Linked DNA regions of Homo sapiens: region 1 is linked to region 2. A link is an interaction called in ENCODE POLR2A ChIA-PET data of the cell type or tissue named here. Cell type or tissue: PC-9. All regions are shown on one strand. Links, peaks and the distances in the headings refer to the core of each region. The heading gives the core; the rest is flanking DNA. Region 1 has its middle 68 kb from the start of ARHGEF3. Region 2 has its middle 33 kb from the start of TASOR.

Region 1 (5,384 bases), core at 230-5,229, 150 kb after region 2:
AGGAATTGAGACTGCAACAGTGGGATGTTTTTCATTTTAATAGAAAATTTCCATTCCTACCACTATCCTGAGAGATCTTTCCATACCAACTGAGTTAAGTGTAGCACTGGTGTTAACAATTCCACATCCATATGAAATCATGTGTATATTTCACATTCCTTCTATCCTCTTGTCTTTAGCCTGACTTATTTATTAGCTCATAAAAGCCTGGTATTATTTTTACCTATCTTGCTTTGTATATCACAAGGTCTCTTCAGGTAGACCTTGATTTTCCTTTTGTTGTACTGGTTTTCTTTAAAAATGAGGGAAGGCAAATATGTATGTAGAGGAAGACATGTTCTTAAAATGTTGCCAAGATAAATCCAGTTCATGTTTACAGTAACCTTCCAAAGACAGCATGTAACATATGAACAACCAAGTAGCCACTCAATCATTTATCCAACAAATGTTTATCGGACACACAATGCCAGACACTGCCCCAGATGTTGATAATATGGCAAAAACAACAAAATAAAAATTATATTCTACTGTGAAGAGACAAATATAATAAATTTAAAAAATACATAATGTGGCAGGTGATGATAAAGGCTATGAAGAAAAAATAAAGTCAGATAAGAAGAGAGGGGAGTGCCGAGGAGTTAAAATGCTATTTATTTATTTATTTATTTATTTATTTTTTTGAGACAAGGTCTTGCTCTGTCACCCAAGCTGGAGTACAGTGGAGAAATCATGGCTCACTGCAGCCTTAACCTCCTGGGCTCAAGCAGTCCTCCTGCTTCAGCCTCCCAAGTAGCCAGGACCACAGGCACACCACCATGCCTGGATAATTTTTATATTTTTCATAGAGACAGGGTTTCGTCGTGTTGCCCAGGTTGGTCTCGAGCTCCTGAGCTCAAGCAATCCTCCCGCCTCAGCCTCCCAAAGTGCTGGAATTACAAGTGTAAGCTACCGCGCCTGGCCTGGAAATGCTATTTCACATAGTGGGACAGAGGAAGTCTAAGAATATTTGAGCAGAGAACTGAAGGAAAATGAGGAAGACCAGGTTGGAGGCCCTAGACATCCAGCCACTGTGGAAATGAAGAGGGCATGACCATCTGGAGGAAGTGATAATGGTGTGATTCTGGCTCTATTTATCAAACCATCACACTCTTGATCACATCTGCTTGGATATGAATCAAACTTTACAGAATAAAATCAATAGCAAAGGCATTTTGTTAAATACTTCTACTAATAACAATGTACAGAAGTGGCTCATTTCAAACAACCTCGTTCTCCCTAAAATGGAACAGTACCCCACAACCACTCTACATGAACAAAATGAAAGGTCCTCTCTAGATGTAAAAAACCCTAGTGATGTTTCTTTGAAACTCAATGCTTCTAGAGCCTAATGCCTAACTGTAAGGAGAGCACAGATGCAAAGCCCACCACAAAGTATAATTTCTCAAGGTTGGCTTTTACATAAAATAAAGTGAAGCACCTTCCCGACTGAACCTTTGAGTTAACCAGCTAAAAGCAAATAAGTTAATTTCAAGGATATTCTTTTTTTGTTTGTTTTTTTTTTTTTTCGAGACAGAGTCTCGCTCTGTCACCCAGGCTGGAGTGCAGTGTGGTGCGATCTTGGCTCACTGCAGCCTCCACCCACCCTGGGTTCAAGCAAGTCTCCTGCCTCATCCTCCCAAGTAGCTGGGAGTACAGGCGTGTGCCACCACATCCGGCTAATTTTTATATTTTTAGTACAGACGGGGTTTCACCATGTTGGCCAGGCTGGTCTCGAACTCCTGGCCTCAGGTGATCTGCCTGCCTCAGCCTCCAAAAGTGCTGGGATTACAGGCATGAGCCACTGCGCCCAGCCAGTTTCAAGGATATTCTAAGAGAGAAAAATATTACCAGAAAAGAATCCATAGTAAAATTTCTTTCAAAACCAACCAAGAGTCAGAATTGATCCTTTGGAAAAAGGAGAAAAACAACCATGGGTACAGCTTAGATGCGCCTTCTCTGTGCTTGGTTAACTTGTTTCAGAAGCAAGAGTGCAACCCCCACTTGTCTGCAGATGAATGAGTCTTAAGTTTAGCTTCTTTCAGTGGCCCGTGTATGATGTATGGCAGAGCTCAGTAAATGCCAGTTGATTGAATTAGTGGACGCGCTGAGTGAATGCACTAAAGAATGAACAAATTAACTCATTAATTCTAAAACAATATTTTCTTCAATGGAATTTATATAGAGCTGACCAGCAAAATCGTCCCTTTCCTCTGCCAAATAAAGACAAAGAAGCTCTTTAGATTTATTGATTTTAGTGCTGAGTAGAGGATTCCTGTTTTGGAAATTGATATTTTGAGGTACGTGAGGAGTTAAAAAAAAAAAAGTTCCATTTACAGTATTATAAGGGGAAAAGGTCAGTCTGTTGGGAATAAACCCATTCAGGTTTCCCTGCAGGATTGCTAAGGAGTTAATCCAAACCTGGCATTGTGACCACTGAAGATAAGCCCGTGATTTCGTTTCAAATGTTTCACCTTCAATATCAGTCATGAATGTTATGCTTATAGAGAAACCACCTGCTCATACTGAGTCAGCTCTCTCCGTAAAATGATCAGCACATCGCAGGGTAAGTTAAACAGCAGGGTAGAGGAAGACACACAAACCACGAGAATTCTCCTGGTCACTTCATTCTTTTAACATTTCTCTGAAGTTACCCAAGAATTTCAGTGTCCGTCAAGTAATGTAAAATTCTATGCATGGTAAGATCAAGGGCAAAAGTCAACATATCTCCTTCTCTTCACAGAGAACAGGTATCAGACACAATTGAGAAAAGTAAGAAAAACAGACAAACAGCTTCTGCAATTGAAACCAGGAATATATAACCAGATCAAAGATGAGGCTTGATATAATTACATAAATCATTTAGGGGTAAACTCAATTAGCTGGGCATGGAAGCCCAGATGAAACTTCCTAACCAGTATTATTTACATAATTTTCAGGTGGACAGACCCAGGCTCCAGCCTGGAAAAAAAATCAGAAACAAAAGTATTACTTTCTAGTGACTTCTTACAGCAAAAATCTCAGTCAAAATAGTATTAATGATAAACTGAATACATTTTAAGGCAGTTGAAAGGTAAAACTTGTCAATATAACATTCTTTAAATTCACAACTACAATTTATATATATATATATTTTAAATTATGCATGACATAGAAGGAATATACTTCTGGATATATAAGTTTAAGAGTTACAAACACTGTTATTTAAATGAAGTGTACCTTACTACTTGCTCTGGGGTGTAGAGATAGTCATTGTTTGTTATTGGGAAGTATTGGACACAACAAAAATGTTTCTCAGTGGAGAACTGCATTAAAAATAAACTATACCCATCTGTTTTATGCAATAATAAGCAGCAGTTTAAAAGAATAAGATACAGCTTACACTAAATTAATGGATAAACAAACTGTGGTACATCTATACAATAAAATATTTTTCAGTGATAAAAAAGTAGCGAATTACCAAGTCATGAAAAGACATGGAAAAACCATAAATGCATATTACTAAGTGAAAGAAGTCAATCTGAAAAGGCTATATACTGTATCCTTCCAACTATATGGCATTCTGAAAAAGGCAAAAGTATGGAGAGAGTAAAGAGATCAGTGATTGCCAGAGGTTAGTGAAGAAGGGGAGATGAATAGGTGGAACAGAGGATTTTCAGGGCAGTGAAAGCATTCTGTATGAAACCATAATGGTGGATATGTGTGATTACACTTTTGTACAAACCCATGGAATGTACAAAACCACAAGTGAACTCTAATGTAAACTATAAACTTTGGTTGAAAGATGATGTGTCAATGGAGGTTCATCACTTGTGAAAAATGTGCCACTCTGATGGAAACTGTTGATAATGGGGGAGACTATGTATACATCGACTTGGGGGCATATGGGAATGCTCTGTACTTTCTGCCTAATTTTGCTGTGAATCTAAAACTGCTCTAAAAAAAAAAAGTAAAGTCTACCCTATATAGAAGAAAAAGACAAGGCATTCCTCCTTTTGCTTTCGGAGGATGCCCTATTCTGTAACTGAATAGCTTTCAATATACTATCTCTTCTCACAGCAATCAATAAATAAATAAAATCTATTTAAAAGGGAAAAAAGCAAGTTGAAAATTAAAATAAAAACAATGACAACATGTCTTTAAAAAGCCATCACAAACTAATTTTTACATATATATTTATCTATCTATCTAACTCTATCTAAATATCTGGAAGGAGACAGTAAACTGATTATTACACCTAAGGAGGTAAGTGGGACTGGGGCATGGTAGAGTCACTGTTAGCTCTATCTCTGCTGTTTGATTTTTAAATGATGAGAATGTATACAATGTTACTTGTATAATTAAAAATAAAATTGTTTTTCTCTTTAAAATATTCACTTTATATTTTATGCTAAAGAATTTGACAGTAAATGAAAGATATGACATTTTACCCCTAAACACTTCCATATTCATCTCTAAAAAATAAAATATTTTTCTATCCCCAAATTATTTTTTCAACAGTAGAAGCAGAAAATATTTTCTACTAAAATACTGAGGTGGCTCAAGTTATCTGTTTCAAAAAGCAATGTGTAGATGGGCATATGAAGCATTAAAAAACTAAAAACTAAAAACAAAAACAAAAAACAAAGGTTAAAAAAAGCAATGTGAAGGACCAGTAAGCTAAGCTGTTCTCAAGGAAAAATCTAAACACCAAGTGCTGAGAACTGACTTCATGACTATTACATGGTCTTCCTAAAAACAACTTTTATATAATGTTTTACATTCTTACCTTTACTAACACTAATAATCTCACATACCAACAGGTCAAAATCTATTATTCTTATATTTTTTGCAGTCATTTGTATTACAAATGTAATATAATAGAAAAGCTTATCATAACAGACTGAGTGTCTTAAGCAGGGATTCATAATCTAGAATTCTCAGACCCTCAAGAGTTCACTGAATAAAATTCAGGGCATCTTCAAGCTTAGATGGAAAAATGAGATACATCTTTATTTTCACCAATGATTGAAATTTAGTATTTCTTTCCAGTATGAATGGAGGCTACAGATCACAGAAGCGTTCTCAGACCTGTGACTGTCAACACAGAAATCACTATATTTTCAAATGACAGTGTAGTTGGTGTAGGTATTTCAAAATATCATTTATTCTTATTCTTATCATATCACTGAAGGTGTATTACTTATTAGACTTGTTGCCAGATGTTACTTAATGCATTAAGAAGCACATGCTCTAACCACAAATTTGTTTTTAAATATTTTTATAACTATATTTCAACATAACTGGTTTGCTATAACCTTGTGAATTTTGCTTTGGGCACATATAAACAGTCTTTGTGGGGAAAGGGG
Region 2 (5,384 bases), core at 288-5,287:
TGCCGTACTGCTTTCCATAGCAGTGGCACCATTTTACATTCCCACTGAAGTACAATTTTTCCACATCTTTGCTAACTTATTATCTGTTTTTTTACAGTAGCCACTGATGGGTGTGAGATAATATCATTGTAGTTTTTATTTGCATTTCCCTGATGATTAGTGATGTTGAACAATTTTTCTTATGCTATTTGCCATGGTTAGTCTTTTTAACTTTAGATTTATAATAGCTGAGTAGGTGAGTAGTGGTATCTCATGGCATTAATTTGCATTAACCTAATGACTAGTAATGTTGAGTATCTTTTCATATGCTTATTTGCCATCCATATATCTTCTTTGGTCAGTGTCTAAATCTTCTGCCCATTTTAAAATTGGGTTGTTTTCTTATCGTTGAATTTTAAAGATTTTTTTCTTTTTTTTTCTTTCTTTTTTTTTTTTTGAGACAGAGTCTCACTCTGTCACCCAGCCTGGAGTGCAGTGGTGCAATCTTCACTCACTGCAACCTCTGCTTCCCGGGCTCAAGTGATTCTCCTGCCTCAGCCTCGCGAATAGCTGGGATTATAGGCACCTGCCACCATGCTCTGCTAATTTTTGTAGTATTAGTAGAGACCAGGTTTCACCACGTTGGCCAGGCTGGTCTCAAACTCCTGATCTCAAATGATCCACTTTCCTCAGCCTCCCAAAGTGCTGGAATTACAGGTGTGAGTCACCACACCTGGCTGAATTTTGAGATTTCTTTATTCTGGATTCAGGTTCTCTGTCAGAGATGTGATTTGCAAATATTTTCTACCACTCTGTGGCTTGTCTTTTCAGTGTTTTAATCCATATCTTGAAGAACAGAAATTCTTAATTTTAATGATGTCTTAGTTATCAATTATTTTCTTTTATGGATTATAATTTGTGGGTCCCATTTAAGAAATCTTTGCCTAACCCAAGGTCACAAATATTGTCTCCTGATTTCCTCTAGAGGTTGTATAGTTTTTGGTTTTACATTTATGTCTATGATCCATTTATTTTTGTATAAGATGTAATGTAAAGGCCTAAATTATTGGGTTTTGTTGCATAGAAATATCCAATTGTTCTAACAATATGTATTGAAAGGATTATCCTTTATCACTGAATTCACTTTGCAACCCTGTTGAAAATCAATTGACCATATATGTTGGTTATATTTCTGGACTCCTATTTGTATCTATTGACTGTCCATCTTTTTTTTTTTTTTTTTGAGACAGAGTCTCCCTCTGTTGCCCAGGCTGGAGTGCAGTGGCGTGATTTCAGCTTACTGAAACCTCTGCCTCCCAGGTTCAAGCGATCCTCCTGCCTCAGCCTCCCAAGTCGCTGGGATTATAGGCACACATCACCATGCCCGACTAATTTTTGTATTTTTAGTAGAGACAGGGTTTCACCATGTTGGCCAGGCTGGTCTTGAACTCCTGACCTCAGGTGATCCATCCTCCTCGGCCTCCCAAAGTGCTGGGATTACAGGCATGAACCACTGCGCCTGGCCACTGTCCATCTTTTTTGTTTGTTTGTTTTGAGATGGAGTTTCGATCTTGTTGCCCAGGCTGGAGTGCAATGGCACGATCTCAGCTCACCACAACCTCCGCCTCCTGGGTTCAAGCAATTCTCCTGTCTCAGCCTCCCGAGTAGCTGGGATTACAGGCATGTGCCACCACACCCGGATAATTTTGTATTTTTAGTACAGACAGGGTTTCTCCATGTTGGTCAGGCTGGTCTCAAACTCCTGACCTCAGATGACCTGCCTGCCTCGGCCTCCCAAAGTGCTAGGATTTCAGGTGTGAGCCACCACGCCCAGCCCCAACTGTCCATCTTCATACCAGAATTACACTGTCTTGGCTATTGTAGCATTATAGTGAGTTTTGTTTGGGTAAGTCTTTCAACTTTGTTGTTCTTTTTCAGAATTGTTTTGGTTATTCTAGTTCTCTTAGATTTCCATTACTATTTTAAAATCAGATTGCCAATCTTTACAACACAGCCCACTTAGATTTAGGATTGTATTGTGTTAAATCTATGAATTAATTTGAGGGAGAGCTGACATCTTAATATTGAGTCTTCCATCTATGAACATGGTATATCTTTCCATTCACTTAGGTCTTCTAAGTGTTATTTCTTTTTATAATTTTCAGTGTACATTTTGCATATTTTTCTCAAAGGTATCGCTAAGCTTTTCATATTTTTGATGCTAAATGGTGTTGTTTCAAATTCAAATGTGTCACTGTTCATTGCTATCATATAGAAATATAATTGCTTTTTGTATGTTTATTGTGTATCCTGCAAACTTGCTAAGCTTATTCACTAGTTTTAGTTGCTTTTTTGTATATCCATAAAATTTTCTACCTAATCATGTTACCTATAAATTAAGACAGTTTTACCTTTCCTTTTACAACTGGGATGTCTTTTATTTATTTTTACTTACTACATTATTTAGGATCTCCAGTACAATATTGAATAAAAGTTGTAAGAATGAGCATCCTTTTTTTGTTTCCAATCTTAGGGGGAAAGCATTCAGTTTTTCAGTACTGTGGGGCTAGTCATAGTTTGTTATAGATAGCCTTTATTAGAGTCAGAACATTTCCCTGTATTCCTAGTTTGCTGAAGATTTTCTTTTTTTAATCAGTATGCTGAATTTTGTCAAATGCATTTTTATGCATCTATTTTTTTTTTTACTTTGGTAATTTGCATTGACTAATTTTTGAATGTTAAAGCAACCATTTGGCATCATTTTCTTTGCTTCAAGGATTTTTTTTTTTTTTTGAGTCAGTGTTTTGCTCTGTCACCCAGGCAATGGCGCAATCTGGGCTCACAGCAACCTCCACCTCCCAGGTTCAAGCAATTCTCCTGCCTTAGCCTCCAGAGTAGCTGGGATTACAGGTGCCCGCCACCACACCTGGCTAATTTTTGTATTTTTAGTAGAGACGGGGTTTCACCATGTTGGCCAGGCTGGTCTCTTTGGCCAGGCTGGTCTCCAACTCCTGACCTCGTGATCCAGCCCCCCCCGCCCCCCCCGCCCAACCCCCCACCTTGGCCTCTCAAAGTGCTGGGATTACAGGTGTGAGCCACTGTGCCCGGCCAGGATTTTCTTTAGTATTTCTTGTAATGCTGGTCTTTTGGTAATAAATTCAGCTTTATGTTTGAAAGTCTTTACTTTGTCTTTGTTTTGGAAATATATTTTCACTGTGTACAGAATTCTAGGTTGAGCTATTGTTCTTTCAGTTTTTTTCTTTTCTTCCTTCTTGTTGTTTGAGACGGAGTCTTGCTCTGTTGCCCAGGCTGGAGTGCAGTGGCACGATCTCAGCTCACTGCAAGCTCTGCCTCCCTGGTTCACACCATTCTCCTGCCTCAGCCTCCCGAGTAGCTGGGACTACAGGCACCCACCACCACGCCTGGCTAATTTTTTTTGTATTTTTAGTAGAGACGGGGTTTCACCTTGTTAGCCAGGCTGGTCTCGATCTCCTGACCTTGTGATCCGCCCGCCTCGGCCTCCCAAAGTGCTGGGATTACAGGCGTGAGCCACTGCGCCCAGCCATCTTTCAGTATTTTAAAGATATTCCTCACTGTCTTCTTGCTTCCCTTGTTTCCAATGATAATTCTTCTGTAATCCTTATCTTTGTTCCTCTGTAAGTAACATGTTTTCCTCCTCTGGCTGCTTTGTAAGATTTTTCTCTTTATCACTGGTATTGAGCAGTCTGACTATAAAATGCCTTGTTGTGGTCGGGTGCGGTGCCTCACGCCTGTAATCCCAGCTCTTAGGGAGGCCGATGCGGGCGGATCACGAGATCAGGAGATCCAGACCATCCTGGCTAATACAGTGAAACCCCGTCTCTACTAAAAATACAAAAAGTTAGCCAGGCAAGGTGGCGGGCGCCTGTAGTCCCAGCTACTTGGGAGGCTGAGGCAGGAGAATGGCATGAATCCGGGAGACGGAGCTTGCAGTGAGCCAAGACTGCGCCACTGCACTCCAGCCTGGGCAACAGAGCGAGACTCCGTCTCAAAAAAAAAAAAAAAAGCCTTGTATTTTTCTTCTTCTTGTGTTTGAGGGTTCATTAAGCTTCTTGGATCTGTGAGTTTATAGTTTTCATCAAGTTTGGAGAAATTTTGGCTTTATTTCGATTTTTGTTTCCTGCCTCTCTCCATGTCTTTAGAGATTCCAACTACATATATATTAGGGCACTGAAAGTTACCTCATGCTCTTACACTGACAAAGCCATCAAAATGGGAAGGAGAGGGGAGAACAGCAGCATAAGCAGCTGGCAGAGGCAGCAGAAAGGAAAGAAAGAGACAGGAAGTCAAAGAAAGAGACAGAGAGGAAGAGATAAAGAAGGAGTCAGAGAGAAAGAGGGACAGACACAGGAAGTCAGAGAGAGAGTTAAAAAGAGAGGAAGAGACAAAGGAGAAGTCGAAGAGAGAAAGAGAGAGATGTAAGTAGTAAAGAAAAAACAGTGTACCCTATTCCTTTAAAAGCCAGGGTAAATGTCTATCTACCCAGCCAAGGCATATTCTACTTATGTGGATCTTCAACCCATATCTGCCTCTCAGACAGTTTGCAAGAAATAACGAAATCTATCCTTGCTTTATAATCCCAAATAGACTCTTTGGCAGCAGTGACTCTCTAAAACCACCGAGGCCTAGACCTCCTCACTGCTGAGAAAGGAGGACTCTGCACCTTCTTAGGGGAAGAGTGTTGTTTTTACACTAACCAGTCGGGGATAGCACGAGATGCTGCCCAGCGTTTACAGGAAAAGGCTTCTGAAGTCAGACAACGCCTTTCAAAGTCTTATACCAATCTCTGGAGTTGGGCAACATGGCTTCTCCCCTTTCTAGGTCCCGTGGCAGCCATCTTGCTGTTACTCGCCTTTGGGCCCTGTATTTTTAACCTTCTTGTCAAATTTGTTTTCTCTAGAATCGAGGCCATCAAGCTACGGATGGTCTTACAAATGGAACCCCAAATGAGTTCAACTAACAACTTCTACCGAGGACCCCTGGACCGACCCGCTGGCACTTTCCCTGGCCTAGAGACCTCTCCTCTGAAGGACACTACAACTGCAGGGCCCCTTCTTTGCCCCTGTCCAGCAGGAAGTAGCTAGAGCGGTCATCGGCCAAATTCCCAACAGCAGTTGGGGTGTCCTGTTTAGAGGGGGGATTGAGAGGTGACAGCGTGCTGGCAGTCCTCACAGCCGTTGCTCTCTCTCGGCGCCTCCTCTGCCTGGGCTCCCACTTTGGCGGCACTTGAGGAGCCCTTCAGCCCACCGCTGCACTGTGGGAGCCCCTTTCTGGGCTGGCCAAGGCCAGTGCTGGCTCCCTCAGCTTGCAGGGAGGTGTGGAGGGAGAGGCGCGAGCGGGAACCTGGGCTGCGCGAGGCACTTGTG

What was found. Peaks named below come from ENCODE experiments on the same cell type or tissue, not always from the same donor. Only the 100,000 strongest peaks of a DNase experiment are listed, where the experiment ranks them.
Region 1: POLR2A ChIA-PET joins it to region 2 with 5 read pairs; 3 of 35 experiments call an interaction of 5 or more read pairs at or near these places.

The regions. Positions count from the first base shown.
Region 1 is chr3:56,866,811-56,872,194 of GRCh38, forward strand. It overlaps a transcript of ARHGEF3 not described here. Among named protein-coding and RNA genes, the nearest start is that of ARHGEF3, 68 kb to the left of the region's middle. In PC-9, for the core only: no CTCF peak of the experiment used is centred there; DNase peaks (open chromatin) are centred at 2,571 and 3,801; H3K4me3 peaks cover 876 bases; H3K27ac peaks cover 2,625 bases.
Region 2 is chr3:56,713,593-56,718,976 of GRCh38, forward strand. No RefSeq gene overlaps it. Among named protein-coding and RNA genes, the nearest start is that of TASOR, 33 kb to the left of the region's middle. In PC-9, for the core only: no CTCF peak of the experiment used is centred there; no DNase peak of the experiment used is centred there.